Regions from separate parts of the Homo sapiens genome. Here region 2 is linked to region 1. A link is a loop called in an ENCODE intact Hi-C map of the cell type or tissue named here. Cell type or tissue: right lobe of liver. All regions are shown on one strand. Each heading gives the region's core, and the rest is flanking DNA. Links, peaks and the distances in the headings are about the cores only. Region 1 overlaps CASTOR2 (cytosolic arginine sensor for mTORC1 subunit 2). Region 2 overlaps RCC1L (RCC1 like).

What was found. A loop is a pair of places that touch in the nucleus more often than their neighbours do. Peaks named below come from ENCODE experiments on the same cell type or tissue, not always from the same donor. Only the 100,000 strongest peaks of a DNase experiment are listed, where the experiment ranks them.
Region 2: it touches region 1 in a loop (3-fold over the local background); 2 of 110 quality-filtered maps call a loop at or near these places.

Annotation. Positions count from the first base shown.
Region 1 is chr7:74,995,858-75,005,122 of GRCh38, forward strand. All of the region lies in intron 1 of CASTOR2 (cytosolic arginine sensor for mTORC1 subunit 2), which reads left to right. Among named protein-coding and RNA genes, the nearest start is that of CASTOR2, 36 kb to the left of the region's middle. In right lobe of liver, for the core only: no CTCF peak of the experiment used is centred there; a DNase peak (open chromatin) is centred at 5,134.
Region 2 is chr7:75,049,895-75,059,159 of GRCh38, forward strand. It overlaps RCC1L (RCC1 like), which reads right to left. Exons shown (of 11, transcript NM_030798.5): 7 at 8,694-8,875; 8 at 7,635-7,722; 9 at 6,007-6,180; 10 at 2,817-2,902. Among named protein-coding and RNA genes, the nearest start is that of RCC1L, 19 kb to the right of the region's middle. In right lobe of liver, for the core only: no CTCF peak of the experiment used is centred there; no DNase peak of the experiment used is centred there; H3K27ac peaks cover 734 bases.

The DNA.
Region 1 (9,265 bases), core at 660-8,659:
GCAGCAACTTGGGAAGCTGAGTTGGGAGGCTCACTTGAGCCCAGAAGTCTGAGGCTGCTGCAGTGAGCTATGATTGCACCATTGCACTCCAGCCTGGGCAACAGAGCAAGACCTTATCTCAAAAAAAAAAGATGGGCGAATGATCAGAGACTTTCTGAGAGGGTGCCCTCCCCAGTTGGTCTGTGTCTTAGGAAATCTGGGGTGTGTGTTGGGGTGCTGAGCGTGGCAGAGGGGCAGGGGTGGAAGAGGTCTGGGGGAGGGAGGGTTAAGCTCACCCAGCAATGGGTAGATGGGCCCCGGTGGCAGGAAAGGGGGATTTCTGAGCTGCATGTCTTTGCTGAGGGTGAGTTTGGGCAGGGGTCATCTAAGGATGGGGCCAGCCGAGGGGCCCCCAGGAACACCCAGCCCCACAGGCCAGCAGTACACGGTAGGGTTGGAGTGGTGGTGGCCGCAGGAGATGAGTGTGACCGGGAACCAGGGCCACTCCGAGAGTTACCATGTGACAGGACAACAACTCCAGCCCATGCCCCAGCGTGTCCCCAAAGTCCTTTAATAGCAAGGCCTCCAGAGAATGTTGCGTCCCAATTCATAGTGTCAGGGCAGGACTGCAGGTTGCTTTAGGGTCAAATATTTCCATTGTGGTCTTCAGCATGTTGACACAAAACTGTCTGCATGCTTGGAAAGGTCAGAGGTTGTGTGTCTCGGTGTGCGTTCTCAGCTCTGGTGTAAGGAACACAGAAGGTTGAATGAGCTTCTGGTTATGTCAGGGAAAGACCAGGGAAGTGTCGTGCCATTAACCAAAACCAGAAATGGATGCATGGATGCTGTTTATGAAAGCAACCACAGCATGCCTGGTGCTTTTTTTTTTTTTTTTTTTTTTTTTTTTTTGGAGACAGAATCTTACTCTGTCACCCAGGCTGGAGTGCAGTGGCGCGATCTCGGCTCACTGCAACCTTCGCCTCCCAGGTTCAAGCAATTCTTCCGCCTCAGCCTCCTGAGTAGCTGGGATTACAGGTGCCTGCCACCACGCCCGGCTAATTTTTTTGTGTGTGTTTTTAGTAGAGACGGGGTTTCACCATGTTGGCCAGGTTGGTCTCAAACTCCTGACCTCAGGTGAACCACCCCCCTCGGCCTCCCAAAGTGCTGGGATTACAGGCATGAGCCACCGCGCCCAGCCGCCTGGTGCTTTTTTAATTTTATTTTTTATTTTTGAGACAAGGTCTTACACTGTCACCTAGGTTGGAGTGCAGTGGTGCAATCATAGCTCATCACTGCAGCCTCGACCTCCTGGGCTCGAGCAATCCTCCTTCCTCAGCCTCCTGAGTAGCTGGGACTACAGGTGCATGTTACCAGGCCCTGCTAATATTTTTTTTTAGATTATTTTTTGTAGAGACAGGATCTCACTGTGTTGCCCAGGCTGGTCACCTGGTGCTTTTATCTGCAAAGGGACATTGATTCCTCACCCTGGTTCCTGAAGGCAGACAGTAGATACCCCTCTTGGAAGTTTGGGGAACAGGCTCAGGAGCTGTGTAAATATGCCCAAGACCACAGGATCGGACTGCCAACTCCAAAGCATTGCCTTTTTTTTTTTTTTTGAGACAGAGTCTTGCTAGTCCGGAGAGCAGTGGCGTGATCTTAGCTCACTGCAGCCTCGAACTCCCAGGTTCAAGCGATTCTTGTGCTTCAGCCCCCCAAGTAGCTAGGATTACAGGCATGTGCCACTATGCCAGGCTAATTTTTGTATTTTTAGTAGAGATGGGTTTTCACCATGTTGGCCAGGCTGGGCTCGAACTCCTGACCTCAAGTGATCTGCTTGCCTTGGCCTCCCCAAAGTGATGGGATTACAGGCATGAACCACTGTGCCTGACCAGGTGTTTTTGTTTTTTTTTTTTAATCATAGGTACTTGTAACTCTGTAAAAAGTCTACCCTGCCATACACAATGTCTGGGGACTTGTTTTTCAACCCACAGTGCTGTGACATTGCTGACACTTGTTTATCTCTTTGCTTAACACTGTGGATGGTTCATGTGTTGCCTGCTGGGTAATATTCTGCCATTCTTCATGTCCTCTTCTGCTGATGGGCGTCTGGGCTGTGGCCAGGTTTTTGTTACTGAGAACAGGCTGTCACGGATCCTCTTGTCTGTGTCTCCCGTTACATATCTGTAAAGGGTGGATGTCTCAGAATGGAAATGCTGAGTCATGGGGCGTATGCTACAAGTCCCCCCTGCCTTCAGAAAGCCCCCAACCCATAGAGGCAGTTCAGCCCCGGCTCGGCAGACCCCAGGCAGCTAACTCCTTTAACCCAACTAAGCTTCGGTTTTCCCGTCTGTGAAATGGGAATCATTCTACAGCACATTCATTAAGGTCACACTGATTACAGACCTCGTACCAAGCCCTGTGCTGGGCATGGCGGCCCTGGAGGAGGAGATGCAGCCTTGTCTCTTGCTCGCAAAGACAGAAATGGGGCCGGGCACGGTGGCTCACACTTGTAATCCCAGCACTTTGGGAGGCTGAGGTGGGTGGATCACCTGAGGTCAGGGGTTGGAGACCAGCCTGGCCAACATGGCGAAACCCCATCTCTACTAAAAATACAAAATTAGCGGGGCATGGTGGCACACGCCTGTAATCCCGGCTACTCGGGGAGCTGAGGCAGGAGAATCGCTTGAACATGGGAGACAGAAGTTGCAGTGAGCCGAGATCGCACCACTGCACTCCAGCCTGGGCGACAGTGAGACTCCATCTCAAAAAAAAAAAAAAAAGGCAGACAGACGTGGAAGTGATTAATCTCAGTACTATGATGGATATCACCATGGCTAGGGAGGTGATAGGCTGGTGGGGGTGAAAGGAAGTTGGGCTGGGGACCATGAGAATTGGGGAGATCCAAAATCAGTGATTATTTTGCACCAAGACCTGACAAGCAGAAGGTATACTCTTGTCTACAAGGACTGAGATCTCCTGGAGGGGAGCCTGGGTTCCTGGGGCTTTCCCCCAGATCTTTGTGATTTCTTCTGCCCTATCCGTCCCCTTTGGTAACGCTGCCTCTCCATAATCACCCTGGAATTTGCCAAACACCATCACCCACGCTGTCTGATTGGATTCTCCTGGTCGCCCGTGACACAAGCACATTTTATTTTCTATCTTTTTTTTTTGTTTTTTGAGATGGAGTCTCGCTCTGTTGCCCAGGCTGGGGTGCAGTGGCGCGATCTCAGCTCACTGCAAGCTCCACCTCCTGTGCTCACACCATTCTCCTGCCTCAGCCTCCCGAGTAGCTGGGACTACAGGCGCCCGCCACCATGCCCAGCTAATTTTTTGTATTTTTATTTTTATTTTTTTTAGTAGAGACAGGGTTTAACCGTGTTAGCCAGGATGGTCTCGATCTCCTGACCTCGTGATCCACCCGCCTCGGCTTCCCCAAGTGCTGGGATTACAAGCATGAGCCACCGCGCCCGACCTTATTTTCTATCTTAAGGCAAAATAACTCCTGTTCAGGATCGCCCTTCCAATTGCAGAACCAATTAAGGGCCTTTTTCTAAGTAAAACTTGAAAGGGCAGCTTCTAGTTGCTAAGGACAGGAGAAATGAAATGTAAATAACAGGAGAGACCCATTGAAAACCCAGGAGAAACAGATGAAAAAGCTGCAGCTGGTTAGCAGAACAAAGCTGGGCACTCACCCTCCCCCTGATTTTCCTCTGGGAAGAAAAGCCCCATGAACTGTGGCCCCGAAACACTTCTATCACTCACTGCTTTTTTTTTTTTTTTTTTTTTTTTTTTTTTTTTTTGAGACGGAATCTCGCTCTGTCTCCAAGCTGGAGTGCAGTGGCGTGATCTTGGCTCACTGCAACCCCTGCCTCCCAGATTCAAGTGATTCTCTCGCCCCAGCCTCCCGAGTAGCTGGGACTACAGGTGCACACCACCATGCCCAGCTAATTTTTGTATTTTTAGTAGAGACGGGGTTTCACCTTGTCCCGGATGGTCTTGATCTCTTGACCTTGTGATCCGCCTGCCTTGGCCTTCCAAAGTGCTGGGATTACAGGCATGAGCCACTGCGCCCGGCCACTCACTGCGTGTTTTAAAAGGCCCCTGTCAGCTGGGTGCACTGGCTCGCAACTGTAATCCCAGTACTTTGGGAGGCCGAGGCTTGGGAGGATCGCTTGAGGTCAGGAATTCGAGACCAGCCTGGGCAATATAGCAAGACCCCGTCTCCACAAACATTTAAAAATTAGCCAGCCATGGTGATGTGCATCTATAGTCCCAGCTACTCAGGAGGCTGAGGTGGGAGGATCGCTTGAGCCCAGGAGTTGGAGGCTGCAGTGAACTATGATCATGCCAGTGCACTCCAGCCTGGGTGACAGAGCAAGACACTGTCTCTAAAGGAATGAATGAATGCATGAATGCTACTATTAGCCACATCAGTAAAACATCAGCAGGGAGGCAGCCAGAAGTTGGCTGGCAGGGGCAGGGGTGGGCGGTCTCCAGAAGCAGGTGAGGCCCTGATCCCTTCATTCCCTCACTTGGATAGGCTGCAGGAGATGTGGCCAAACTCCCTCATTCCAGACAGAACGGGCCACACTTTGCAAGAAACACCCCTGTCCTTCCAGGCTGGTGCTGTAATCCCAAGTGGGCTGAGAAAGGACCTGCTTTAAGTAAGGCCCGAGAATGTTTTGTAAACAGGCGCCCATAACATCCAAGACACCTGTCTTGGGGCATGTTTGCAGAGCCTCTCTGGTTTGGGTGGGTGGGTCACTTGAGCAGTGAAGGCTCTGGGCTTGTTTCAAAACCCCGCTGGCCAGGCTCTTTTTTGTTTGTTTGTTTGTTTTTGAGATGGAGTCTCGCTCTGTCACCCAGTCTGGAGTGCAGTGGCACAATCTCGACTCAACTGCAGTCTCCACCTCCCCGGTTCAAGCAATTCTGCATCAGCCTCCCGAGTAGCTGGGACTACAGGTGTGCACCACCACACCTGGCTAATTTTTTGTATTTTTAGTAGAGGTAGAGATGGGGTTTCACCATGTTGGCCAGGCTGGTCTCGAACTCCTGACCTCAGGTGAGCCACCTGCCTCTGCCTCCCAAAGTGCTGGCATTACAGGCATGATCCACCGCACCCGGCAGGCCAGGCCGTTAATTCCAAAGGTCCTGGCTTGTTCCCAGGCAAGCTAGCAGGTGACCTTGGCAGAGTCTGGCTGACACAGGGCATGGTGACCCTGCAGGAATCAAGCCTGCATCTTTTATTTTATTTTTTTAAGACAGGATCTCACTGTGTCACCCAGCCTGGAGTGCAGTGGTGCAATCACGGCTCACTGCAACCTCCGCCTCCCAGGCCCAAGTGATCCTCCCACCTCTGCCTCCTGAGTAGCTGAGACTACAGGGGCACACCACCATGCTCAGGTAATTTTTAAATTTTTTTGTAGAGATGGAGTCTTACCATGTTGCCCAGGCTGGTCTCAAACTCCTGGGCTCAAGTGATACCCCTGCCTTGGCCTCCACAAGTGCTGAGATTACAGATGTGAGCCACTGCGCCCGGCCTCCCACCTGGAGTTTTTTAACAGCACTTAGCACCCACACTGGGTACTTTCTGGCATTTGCTCCTCTTTCCAGCTCTTTGTAGGCAGAGTACAGAGAGGCCACAAACCCCGGGGGCCCGGCATCTGGGGTGTGGACCTGGCCATGACTCATTAGAAAAGGCGGAGAGAGAATTAGAACTGGAGACCTTAGCTTCTCCAAGAGGAGGGTTAAGTCAAGGTGATACCACATGAGGGCGGACAGGGTTTGTTCTCTTTGAGGCTTCTCTGATTTTGAAGGCAAGTGTGTGGCCACAGTCCATCCTTTCGCTCAGCAATCCTTGAGTGTTGATTCCATGCCCAGCCAGTGTCAGATACAAGGTGTGTGTACGGAGGACCCTCTGTCCTTGCTTCTGAGAGCTGTGGTCTACTGAGGGAAGTAGACCCTTAAAGTATGATTTGTAATAGTTTGTGGGAAGCACTCGGCACTGTCATGCGCAGTTGGATGGGTTGTGCACTGCACAACTCTAAGGGCATACTTCACATAGGACTGTGAGATGAACTGTATCCTTGGGCTGTGATGCACCACCAGCCCAGCTGTCCACAGTGGCCTGAAAGTCATCCAATAGACATAGTGTGGGGCTGTAGGCTGTCAAAGGAGGACAACCTCTATGATGGGAGATGAGGGAAAGGAAGTGGCTGGTGTTGATCAGGCAGGGTTTTATTTTATTTTATTTTATTTTTTGAATTTTTAGTAGAGACAGGGTTTCACCATGTTGGCCAGACTGGTCTCAAACTCCCAACCTCAAGAGATCCATTCACCTCCACCTCCCAAAGTTCTGGGATTACAGGTATGAGCCACCATGCCTGGCCAGGAAAGGTTTTACCCCAGAGGAGATGTTTGAACTGAGTCTTAAAGGATGAACATGAAATCTTCAGCCAACAAAGTTGGGAGGCTATGCTGGGTAGCTGAAAGAACATTTAGGCTGGGCGAGGTGGGTCATGCCTGTAATCCCAGCACTTTGGGAGGCTGAGGCGGGTGGATCTTCTGAGGTCAGGAGTTTGAGACCAGCCTGGCCAACATGGTGAAACCCTGTCTCTGCTAAAAACTCCAAAAAATTAGCTGGATGTGGTGGCAGGCGCCTGTAATCCCAGCTACCTGGGAGGCTGAGGCTGGAGAATCTCTTGAACCCCAGAGGCAGAGGTTGCAGTGAGCCAAGATGGCACCACTGCACTCCAGCCTGGGCAACAAGAGCAAAACTTCATCTCAAATAAAAAAGAAAGAACATTCGTCACTGTTGGAGGCATGAGACTGTGGAGGCAGGGGCGTTGAGGCCAGGAGTGGAAGAGGGAGACAAGACAGGAGGGTAGTCCAGCCTTGAGTTTGCTTTGTGGGGAGTGGTGGAGAGGCGAAAACGGATCTCAGAGTGACCTTCGAGTATAGAAGACATGGGGTCCTGTGGAGTGGCTCACACCCATAATCCCAGCACTTTGGGAGGTGGAGGTGGGAGGATCACTTGAGGCCAGGAGTTCAAGACCCGCCTGGGCAACATAGCAAGATCCCATCTCTATAAAAATTTAAAAAATTAGCTGGGTGTGGTGGTGTGCACCTGTAATCCCGGGTACTTGGGAGGCTAAGGATGGCCTGCAAGGGGGTGCTGTGCTTGGACTGGGGAATGGCCAACTGCCCGGCAATAGGGGGATGACTTCAAGAAGCAAGGACAGGAGGGTTAAGCTTGATAAGACAAGAAACACAGCAGATGTAATCCAAAGGCAAAGGGGGACCTGTAGCTTGAATTAAGAAGTGGTGTGGGCTGGGCGCAGTGACTCACTCCTATAATCCGAGCACTTTGGGAGGCCAAGGCAGAAGGATCACTTGAGCTCAGGAGTGCAAGACCAGTCGGGGCAACATAGTGAGACCCTGTCTCTACAAAAAATAAAAAATTAGCCGGCTGGGCTTGGGTAATGCACGCCTGTAGTCCAAGCTAGTTGGGAGGCTGAGCTAGGAGGATTGCTTGAGCCCAGGAGGCAAGGCCACAGTGAGCCAAGATCATGCCACTGCACTCCAGCCTGGGCAACAGAGCAAGAGCCTGTCTCAAAAAAGAAAAAAAAAAAAGGCCGGGCATGGTGGCTCACGCCTATAATCCCAGCACTTTGGGAGGCCGAGGCGGGCAGATCACGAGGTCAGGAGATCGAGACCATCCTGGCTAACACGATGAAACCCTGTCTCTACTAAAAATACAAAAAATTAGTTGGGCGTGGTGGCGTGCGCCTGTAGTCTCAGCTACTCTGGAGGCTGAGGCAGGAGAATGGCGTGAACCCAGGAGGCGGAGCTTGCAGTGAGCCGAGATTGCGCCACTGCACTCAGCCTGGGTAACAGAGCGAGACTCCATCTCAAAAAAAAAACAGAAAACAACAACAACAAGGAGGTCAAGGAGAGGGAGGAGTCTGGGGGCTGACTCCTGAGGGTAGTGACCAGAGCAACGGCAGCCGGTGCCTCTGGCTAATCTGCCCTCCCCGAAGCCCACCCGTGCCAAGGTGCACATTCCGAGATGTCCCCTAGCTCAGCCCCTGGGGACAGGTCACTTCAACAACATATTTATACTCCATTTACACACAGGCCGCTGTTGCCTTCTGCTGGTGTTTATGCCCTCCGGAATAATTTGTGCGGTCTATTTCTGGAGTGTCCCTCAGAGCCGAGGGCGCCGGGAGCAAGGGCCGCGTCTGTTTGCCTCCCCGGGGCTCTCGGGCAGCTGGGCAGCCCCGCCCCACCCAGGGAGTACCAGCTCATGGCAGTCTGGTGACTGTGGGAGTCCAGGGCTCTTTCTGAGTTCCTGGGGGTCCCTAGGAAGGGTCCGGGCCTGACCAGTGATTGCCACTTACTGTGGTGATAATTTGCTGTTGTCCTCAAAGCAATTATAGATTTCACGTGTCCAGGCAATACTTGCAAATTGGATATGGGACAGGCAGGGACTGAGACGTAATTTGAAAACCGAAGAGCCAGAGGGAAATTGATGAGCGTGGGTGGTTGTTCCAGCAGAATGCCTTACGCCCCTCCCAGGGGGAGAGAGGCCACCTCATGGATGACCCTAGCACAGGCTTTTTTTTTTTTTTCCCCCCGAGATGGAGTGGCTCTGTTGCCTAGGCTGGAGTGCAGTGGCACGATCTCAGCTCACAGCAACCTCCCAGGTTCAAGTAATTCTCCTGCCTCAGCCTCCCAAGTGGCTGGGATTACAGACGCCCACCACCACGCCGGGCTAATTTTTATATTTTTAGTAGAATTGGGGTTTTGCCATGTTGGCCAGGCTGGTCTCAAACTCCTGACCTCGAGTGATCCGCCCACCTCAGCCTCCCAAAATGCTGGGATTACAGGCATGAGCCACCGCAGCAGGCCAAGCATTTTCTTTACATTCAAGTTTATCAAGGTATGACTTACATACAGCGTAATTCACAAATTCACCCCTTTTTAGCAGATAGTTCTTTGGGTTTTGACAAATTTGTATGATCTTGTGAGGTTTTTTTGTTTTTTTGAGGTGGAGTCTGAATCTAGTCACCCAGGCTGGAGTGTAGTGGCGTGATCTTGGCTCATTGCAACCTCCACCTCCCGGGTTCAAGTGAGTCTTCTGCCTCTGCCTCCCCAGTAGTTGGGATTACAGGTGCCCACTGCCACGCCTGGCTAATTTTTGCATTTTTTTGTAGAGACAGGGTTTCACCATGTTGGCCAGGCTGGTCTCGAACTCCTGACCTCAGGTGATCCAACCACCACTGCC
Region 2 (9,265 bases), core at 666-8,665, 54 kb after region 1:
AAACAAAGAAAAGAAAAATCACTTGTAATTTTTTTTTTAAGTGAGTCATCAGAAGGGACTGGACTCTCCCACCCCAATCCAAAGAGGACAGGGGTCGAGGCCACTCCGTGCACAAACCCTTAGGGGCTCCCTGAATGTGCAAGAGGAAGGACAATGGTTTGGCGCCAAATGCCGCCGTCACGGGGACAGGCTGGGGTGCTCTTTTCCCAAAGGCACAAATGTGTTTAAAAAGCAAATGATAGCCAGGCGTCGTGGCATGCACCTGTAATCCCAGCTACCAGGGAGGCTGAGGAAGGAGAATCACTTGAACCCGGAAGGTGGAGGTTTCAGTGAGCTGAGATCATGCCACTGCACTCAAGCCTGGGCAACAGAGCAAGACTCCATCTCAAAACAATAATAATAAAATAAAAATAAAAATAAAAAGCAAATGACCAGAAGGACACTTGGTGTGTGGCGAGCCAGGGCAAGTGACCCAGATGGAATGTCAACGGGATCGGGCTCCGGCCACTCCCTGCCCGCACAGGGACCAGCGCTTTGCACATGCCCTTATGGCAGGGGCAACGTGACCTGAGTCAAATCTCAGGCTGATCACTCTGATTTGAAGGAAATGAGGGCGGGGGGCAGACCCTCGTCAGCGTTCTTTCACCCAAAACCCGGCTGCTTTAACTGTTTCCCAAGTTCCCCCCTCAGAAGGAAGTCCTTTTCGAAAGAAAGGGCAAAGTGAGAGAAGAGAGGAGTCAGTGAGAAAGCAAGTGGGCATGTAGATGACTGATGCTCACATTATCTGAGCCACACCCACTGCCCGACTCTCTGTTCCTCACACCGGCAGTTTCCAGGCTCAGGAGAAAGCCGGCAAGCCCCACCACCTTGGGAACAACTCTATTATACAAACAGCTTTCCAACAAGGCTAAAGTCGCCCGGGCGTGATGGGTCATGCCTGTAATCCCAGCACTTTGGGAAGCTGAGGGAGGCAGATTGCTTGAAGCCGGAAGTTTGAGACCAGCCTGGGCAACATAGTGAGACTCCCATCTCTACTAAAAATAAAAAAATTTGTCAGGTGTGGTGGTGTACGCCTGTGGTCCCAGCTATTCAGGAGGCTGAGGTGGGAGGATCACCTGAGCCCAGGAAGGTCAAGGCTGCAGTGAGCTGTGATCACATCACTGCAATCCAGCCTGAGTGATAAAAGTGAGACCCTGTCTCATAATAAGCAAAAACAAAAAAACAAAGTTAAAGTCTCCATTTCAACTTGCTTTCTCAGAGCCTCCACCGATAGTCTTGGAAAAAATATATATATATATATATTTAATATATATAAACGTATAATATAAATGTATTATATATGTATATATATTTATATGTGTGTGTGTATATATACACACATATATACACACACATATAAATACATACATATATATATACACACATATATACACACACACACACATATATATACACACACACATATATATACACACATATATATATACACACATATATATATACACATTTCTTTTGCAAGTCCTTTGTTTTTTTTTGAGACACAGTCTCCCTCTGTTGCCCAGGCTGGAGTGCAGCAGCGTCTGATCTTGGCTCACTGCAACCTCTGCCTCCCGGGTTCAAGTGATTTCCTGCCTCAGCCTCCCAAGTAGCTGGGATTACAGGCGTGTGCCACCATGCCTGGCTAATTTTTGTATTTTTAATAGACATGGGGTTTCATCATGTTGGTCAGACTGGTCTCGAACTCCTGACCTTGTGATCCACCCACCTGGGCCTCCCCAAGCGCTGGGATTACAGGTGTGAGACACCACACCTGGTGCAAGTCCTTTTTAAAAACGCTTTTCACAATTTCAAAACAAATTAAAATCCAACCTTCTGATAAAATACACCCATATGCACACTGCACACACATGTATGTACTCACAGGCACACACACACAAAGCACGCATGCACACCAGTCTCTATGCAGAGACTATCTCTGGAAAGGAACATAAAGAAATCAGGACCAGTGGCTGCCTCTGGAACAAAAACTGGGTGGTGGGAGACTCATTTTCCATAGTGCATTTTTTTGTACCATGAACATATGTTTCATGTTCAAAAAACCCCAAAAACCTCCTTTTTTAGAATGCCTTAAAGAACTGACTTAGTAAACAACACTAAGGTAAACTACAATTTTAGAATGAGCGTCTCTTCCCCTGTAATTCTGGAAGGAGCCTTTTTGTCTAATTGCATACTACCGCCCCTAAGGAAGCGACTTTATTTTTTCACTTCATAGCTGCGGTTGGGCCATCTAAATATTAAACATCCTGCTTTCTTTTAAATTCATTGTGAAGCATTCCCCCACATGGGCTTCTGTAAACAGCTTCTAGCGTGCCAACTTCATCCAATATCTCCCCCTCTCCGGAGCCTCATGGCACCCTACCAGAGCCTTTGCACCATCGTGCCTCTGTTTCCCCGATCCACCCCAAGGATGGCCTCCGACAGGGCTTCTTATAGGACTGGATGCTTGAGTGGGCTACTCCCTCCAACCTCCCAGTCAGTGGGCCGGGATGGGTTGACCCAGCTCCTGCACCCCAAGAAGCCTGGTGTCACTCCCCCACGCATCACACCATGCAGATGCACCACGGGTATCTCATGGGTGTCACCACAGAGTGTGCAATGACATAGCATGCCGCGCTGCAGGAGTGCAGCCAGGACCCGGAAGGGGGAGCAGGTCCCATGGCCCTCGTCCTGGCCCATCTGCACGCGAGGTGTCTGCAGTGACGTCAGGTGACTCTACTCTTAGCATCCATTCTCAAGACCTCCCCGGCCAGCCTTACCCTCCATGGGAAATACTGGTCCTCCAGGCGACCGATTCCCAGGCACCCTCGGATGTTCTTGCCCCATACAAACAGCTCTCCTTTGTCTGCAAAGGGAGGAAAACAGGGGTTGGTTGGGACTGTGTGAAGAACAAGTCTCCAAGGAGAGGATGGGTCATGAGAACAGGCTTTCTAGAACCAGATACCTACAGAGCCCACTGTTCAGCTTTTACCAGGCGTTCATGCTTTCTTTGAAGGCAAAAGTAAGGGTCTGAGATGCTGTCCCCATATCGAAAACACATCCACGGCCAGGACTTCTGCTGCATCCACCCACGTGGGAGATGAGCACTCAAATGAAGATGGGGCAGGGGGCAGTGCACGGGGCTGGGGGTGATGCATGGAGCTGGGGTCTGGGGGTGGTGCACGGGGCTGGGGGTGGTGCATGGAGCTGGGGTCTGGGGGTGGTGGACAGGGCTGGGGGTGGTGCATGGAGCTGGGGTCTGGGGGTGGTGGACAGGGCTGGGGGTAGTGCATGGAGTTGGGGTCTGGGGGTGGTGGACAGGTCTGGGGGTGGTGCATGGAGCTGGGGTCTGGGGGTGGTGCACGGGGCTGGAGGTCACTGATGCACACGGCCCACTCTGCTCACCCCTTGTGCCCCGCCCACAATCGTGTGCCACCAAACTCTGCCTTCCACAAATCCTGGCGACACCCTGGGCTTCCTGATTTGACAGTGAAAAGTAAGACAATTTGTCATTCCTGGATTGATTGTCCATATCTTGGGAGCATTCAGCCACAGGGCATCTAATGACCAAGTGCCTGCTTGTGCTGGGTCTAGGTCTGTGTTCCAGGAGCTGGGGACTGGCCAGAGACGGAACAGACAGATGATTTTAATATATGTTTACAAACTGTAAAAACTGTCATGAAGAAAAAGTACAAGATGCTGTTTAAGAGGTCAACCCAGGAGATGGCCTCTCCTAGCCCGGCCTTCAGGTGGGACTCTGTCTGCACCAGCTGGGGCACTCCTGGGCCCATGTCACCATCAGCTGTTGGGCAAAAGGCTTGGGTCATGGGAGGCAGAGGAAGTGACATGGAAAAGCCAGGACTACAAGACCTGGGGCTGATGAAGTACGGAATAATTACAAGCTGTCTTAGGCCCCTGATCTAAGCATGCCCCTTGTTCTCCACACTCAGACCTTAGATAGTTTTTGTGTGTGTGTGTTTGTTTGCTTTTGAGACAGGGTCTCACTCTGCTGCCCAGGCTGCGACGCAGTGGCACAAACATAGCTCACTGCAGCCTTGAACTCTCAAACTCAAGCAGTCCTTCCACCTCAGCCTCCAGAGTAGCTGGGACTACAGGCGCACACCACCACACCCAGCTAATTTCTGTATTTTTTGTAGAAAAGGGATCTCACTATGTTGCCTAGGCTAGTCTCGAACTCCTGGGCTTTGAGGGATCCTCTCATCTTGGCCTCCCAAAGTGCTGGGATTACAAGCATGAGCCACTGCACCCAGCTAGCCCTTAGGTGTTTAATAGAACAATTCGGCCTGGCTCCCCAAAATGCTAGCAGACCACAGGATAAACCAACCAACTCTAATTCCCAGATGGCTATCTGCAAATGCCAGGCACACAGGCAGGAAGACAGCTAGGCTCTGTCTACCAACAGGCAGTAACTCACCCTTAGAAGGAGGCCTGTTAAGTCTCGGGGAGAAATCCAGAAAGGAATTTCATTTCGCTGTGACCTGAAATGGCTACATGGCATGAGGGCAAATAGAAAAGCCTCTGCTCTAGTCAAATGCTTCACACAGATTTCTAAACATGTGTCTCTGCCCATAGTTGAGGCCTTAAGAACTTTCTGGAAAGTAGATATTTGTTTCCCCCAAAATTAGTCCATACGACTCTTATTTATCAAATCAAAATAGCTTTAAGAATTCATGACACTGAATTAGCCGGGCGTGGTGGTGTGTGCCTGTAATCCCAGCTACTTGGGAGGCTGAGGCAGGAGAATCGTTTGAACTCGGGAGGCGGAGGTTGCAGTGAGCCAAGATCGCGCCATTGCACTCCAGCCTGGGCAACAAGAGTGAGACTCCAACTCAAAAAAAAAGAATTCATGAGACCTACACTCAGCTGCAAATGCAAGTGGCCACTCTGGCTGGGCAGTGGCCAGGAATTCTCTGGCTTAGTCATGACCACTGCCACTTCAGTGCTTCAGCCTAGAGCCAGATAAAACTCCAGCTGGCAGCCATAACAACCCAGGCCTGCCTGTTTGACGGCCTCTGGAGCCTGGAATTCAGACAATAAGTGAATAGCAGTTAGGACCCTGGTACAGAGGGTGAGCATCTGGGACAGGCCCCACGTGGGAATGAGGCCAGAGAACTCAACCAAAGATGACACCAACTGACTGTCCCGGCCTGGATGTTTAAAAAGAAAACAATTACTTGCCATGAGATGAAAAGATTCTTTTAATTGCAAGGAAATAACTAATTTACTTGAGAATCACAGAATGAAATTAATTCAGGACAGTTTTACTATTCGAGTCAACTAAAGAGCAGCAAATTGAACCCACGGTAACTGTGGTGGAGTAAGAGATGTAACCAAGAAAAGGACACATTCCTTACCCTTACCCTGCAGGGTAAGCGGATATTCTGTGGCTTTGTAATCTGGCAGGCCTTTGGGAAAAACCTCCATTTTGCTCTCCCCTTTCATCATTCTCTACCCCGGCACTTTGGAGAAATCGGTAGATTTACCTCCGTGAAACCACGGGACAGTCTGACAAATCGGCCTTTTGCCATCCCATATCCTGGGTCAGATCAGGGTCTGGGCTCGGCCAGGGAATGGGATTAAGCCCCACACATTCACTTCCTAATCACCCACCCATGGATCCGCCAAGCCTCTGCTGGTTTCCTCCAGCACCCGACGTACTAGCAATGCCCCTTCCTACCACCGACGGGTGCTCTCTTGAGAAAATGCACGTTCACGTTAGCCTACCCACAAACCAAACGAACCAAAATTAAAACTCCAGGGGGGGAAAACAAGACATTATACAACCTCGAGGCAAACAACTTCTGGCTTAGCCCTTGCTTGAGTTATCAGTACAAAGGCGCCGTTCTGTTGGATGGGTGGAACCTGAGAGCTGCCCGCAGTTTGGGGTTGAACTGGAGACAGAGAACCTCTGCTGGGCTCACACCAGGGCCACCGGGCTTGGTAACTTACTGGTCAGTGCAGCAAAGTGGCTGAGTCCACATCGGATGCGGGAAACCTGGATTTCTGGGTTGAACTCCGTCAAGCCAAAGAGAGTGGGTGGAATCATTTCAGGGACGGCACTTTCCACTAGGTTTGGACCTTTCCCAAGAATTCCATAGCCCCAGACAAAAACATGTCCTTCTCCTACATTACAGTAAAAACAAGGGTCAGTAAGTCCATCCAAGTAAGAACCTCCCTCACCAGAAACTCAAACTACACCACCAAGGTTTATGACATCCACACGGTTTTTTTTTGTTTTTTTTTTGTTTTGTTTTTTTCCTCCTTGCTTGGCAAGAACATGCAGACAGAGATTTAGAATAATAATTCTCTCTCCCCTGCTTAAATTCTTGCTGGGGGAGTCTGTCTCGCCAGCTCTCCTGGCTCAGAACACAAACTTCCCACATCTTGAGGGTTAGTAACCTGGAAGGGACGAGCGTATAAATCATCCAGAAAACCCATACGAATACCAGAGAATTGGAGGATGTTTTCTCCCCCTAATGACAGCTCTGTGTTTCACACTGATCAGAAGGCCAAACACATCAACAATGTCTGGCCAGATTCTTAAAACTCTTAGAAATGATGTTTTGGTTATAGAAAGTTTAATATTCATCAGTGGTGCCAGATATTTCATCGTTATCCAAAGCTGAAGGCTGTTCTCCCATCTGCCTTTGATTTTTTGGCTGGAGAAGGCAGAGCTGGAGTCTCTCTGGCCCAGGCTAAGGGAGGGGAATGAAGTAGTTCGCTCTCCACTCCAGAGGTTTGCTCTAGGATGACTCAGCTCTGTGGCCATGTATCTACAGATAAATCGCAGACTATTCGCTTTTTGTTAAGAACTTCATTCACACCCTGTAATGCCATCTTCTAATCCAATGCCATCTTCCCATGGCCATAGTCCCTTCCTTTTTTGAAACAGGGTCTCACCGTGTTGCCCAGTGCAGTGGCATGATCATAGCTCACTGCAGCTCGAACTCCTGGGCTCAAGGGACCTTTCTGCCTCAGCCTTCTGAGTAGCTGGGACTACAGGTGTGCACCACCATGCCCAGCTAATTTTTCATTTTTTCTTTTTCTATTGAGACAGAGTCATCCAGGCTGGAGTGCAGTGGCGCAATCTCGGCTCACTACAACCTCTGCCTCCTGGGTCCAAGCAATCCTCCCACCTTAGCCTTCCAAGTACTAGGATTACAAGCATGTACCACCATGTCTGGCTAATTTTTCTATTTTTAGTAGAGTCAGGGTTTCACCACGTTGGCCAGGCTGGTCTTGAACTCCTGACCTCAGGTGATCTGCCTGCCTTGGCCTCCCAAAGTGCTGAGATTACAGGTGTGAGCCACCACACCCAGCCTTCCAGCTAATTTCTCCATTTTTTGGTAGAGACAGGGTCTCGTTATGTTGTCCAGGCTGGTCTGGAACTCCTGGCCTCAAGCAATCCTCCTGCATCAGTTCCCCAAAGTGCTGGGATTACAGATGTGAGCCACCGCGCCCAGCCATGTTACCCTCCTAAGGCTAAGGTCTACGGCCTGCAAATCCAATGGACACTGACCACTCCCTATGTAATCTACCTACAGCTTCCCAATGAGCCACCGGAAAGAAGGTCTCACCGTTTAACACTGCACAGCCCGTGCCACCGCATGCAGCCTGTCGCACCTTCCCCACTCCTGAGAAGTGTAAGCAGCGGGGCACATTCACCTGAACCAAAGAAAGGAGCCACACTGTTAGGAAAGCAAGCCAGTAAGGACCGGGAAGTGTTCTGGTCTTAGGTACAGAGTAGCTGAGTCCTAGTTCATTCATTCACTCCACAGATACTTCCTGAACATCACATGCCAAGCATCATACTAGGTGCTGGGGTAGAATGGGAAGCAAAAGAGGCCCAGTTTCCACCCTCAGAGAGTTCTAGTCTAGTGGACGAGGCAGATGTCAACCAAAATTAACATAAAATGACATTTGTGGCCGGGTGTGGTGGCTCACGCCTGTAATCCTAGCACTCTGGGAGGCGGAGGCAGGTGGATCACTTGAGGTCAGGAGTTCGAGACCAGCCTGGCCAACATGGTGAAACCCTGTCTCTATTAAAAATACAAAAGTTAGCTGGGCGTGGTGGCAAGTGCCTGTAGTCCCAGCTACTCGGGGGGCTGAGCCAGGAGAATTGCTTGTACCCAGGAGGTGGAGGTGGTATTTTTGTATTTTTTTTTAGTAGAGACGGGGTTTCACCAGGTTGGCCAGGCTGGTCTCGAACTCCTGACCTCAGGTGATCTGCCTGCCTTGGCCTCCCAAAGCGCTGGGATTACAGGCGTGAGCCACCACGCCCAGCCTATTTGCTCTTTTTTTTCGAGACAGAGTCTTGCTCTGTCACCCAGGCTGGAATGTGGTGGCACGATCTCAGCTCACTGCAATCTGCAAGCGATTCAATTCTCATGCCTCAGCCTCCCCAGTACCTGGGATTACAGGCATGCACCACCACACCTGGCTAATTTTTGTATTTTTTTGGTAGAGATGGGGTTTTGCCATGTTGCCCAGGCTGGTCCTGAACTCCTGACCTCAAGCCATCTGCCTGTCTCGGCCTTCCAAAGTGCTGGGATTACAGGTGTGAGCCACCACACCCGGCCCCTTAACACTTTAATGTTTCCAAACCTCCCAGCACCACGCTGTCGGCGACTGCATACCTGTGTGGAGTCAGTGACAGAGGCCAGCTGCAGGTACTCCGAGTTTCCCCAACCAAAAAGTCCTCCGTCGGCGGACACGGCCAGGCAGCAATCACCGTAGGTGGCAACTTGGATAACGTTCACTCCCGCCAGGTCTCCACCCAGCTTGGTGGGCGAGCTGGTGATATTGTAGTGACCCAGACCTAACACAGTGGAAAATACAGATTTTTAATTATTCGCTCTTTTAACAAACACATAGGCAGACTTACTATATGCCAAGTGCAGTTTTAAGCACTTAACAAGTATCAGCTCAGAAATCCCAGTCTGGGGCTGGGTGCAGTGGCTCACGCCTGTAATCCCACCACTTTCAGAGGCTGAGATGGGCAGATCACTTGAGGTCAGGAGTTCGAGATCAGCCTGGTCAACATGGCGAAACCCTGTCTCTACTTAAAAAAAAAAAAAAAAATTACAAAAAAATTATTAGGGCATAATGGTACATGCCTGTAATCTCAGCTACTCAGAAGGCTGAGGCACAAGAATCACTTGAACCTAGGAGGTGGAGGTTCCAGTTAAGCCAAGATCACACCACTGCA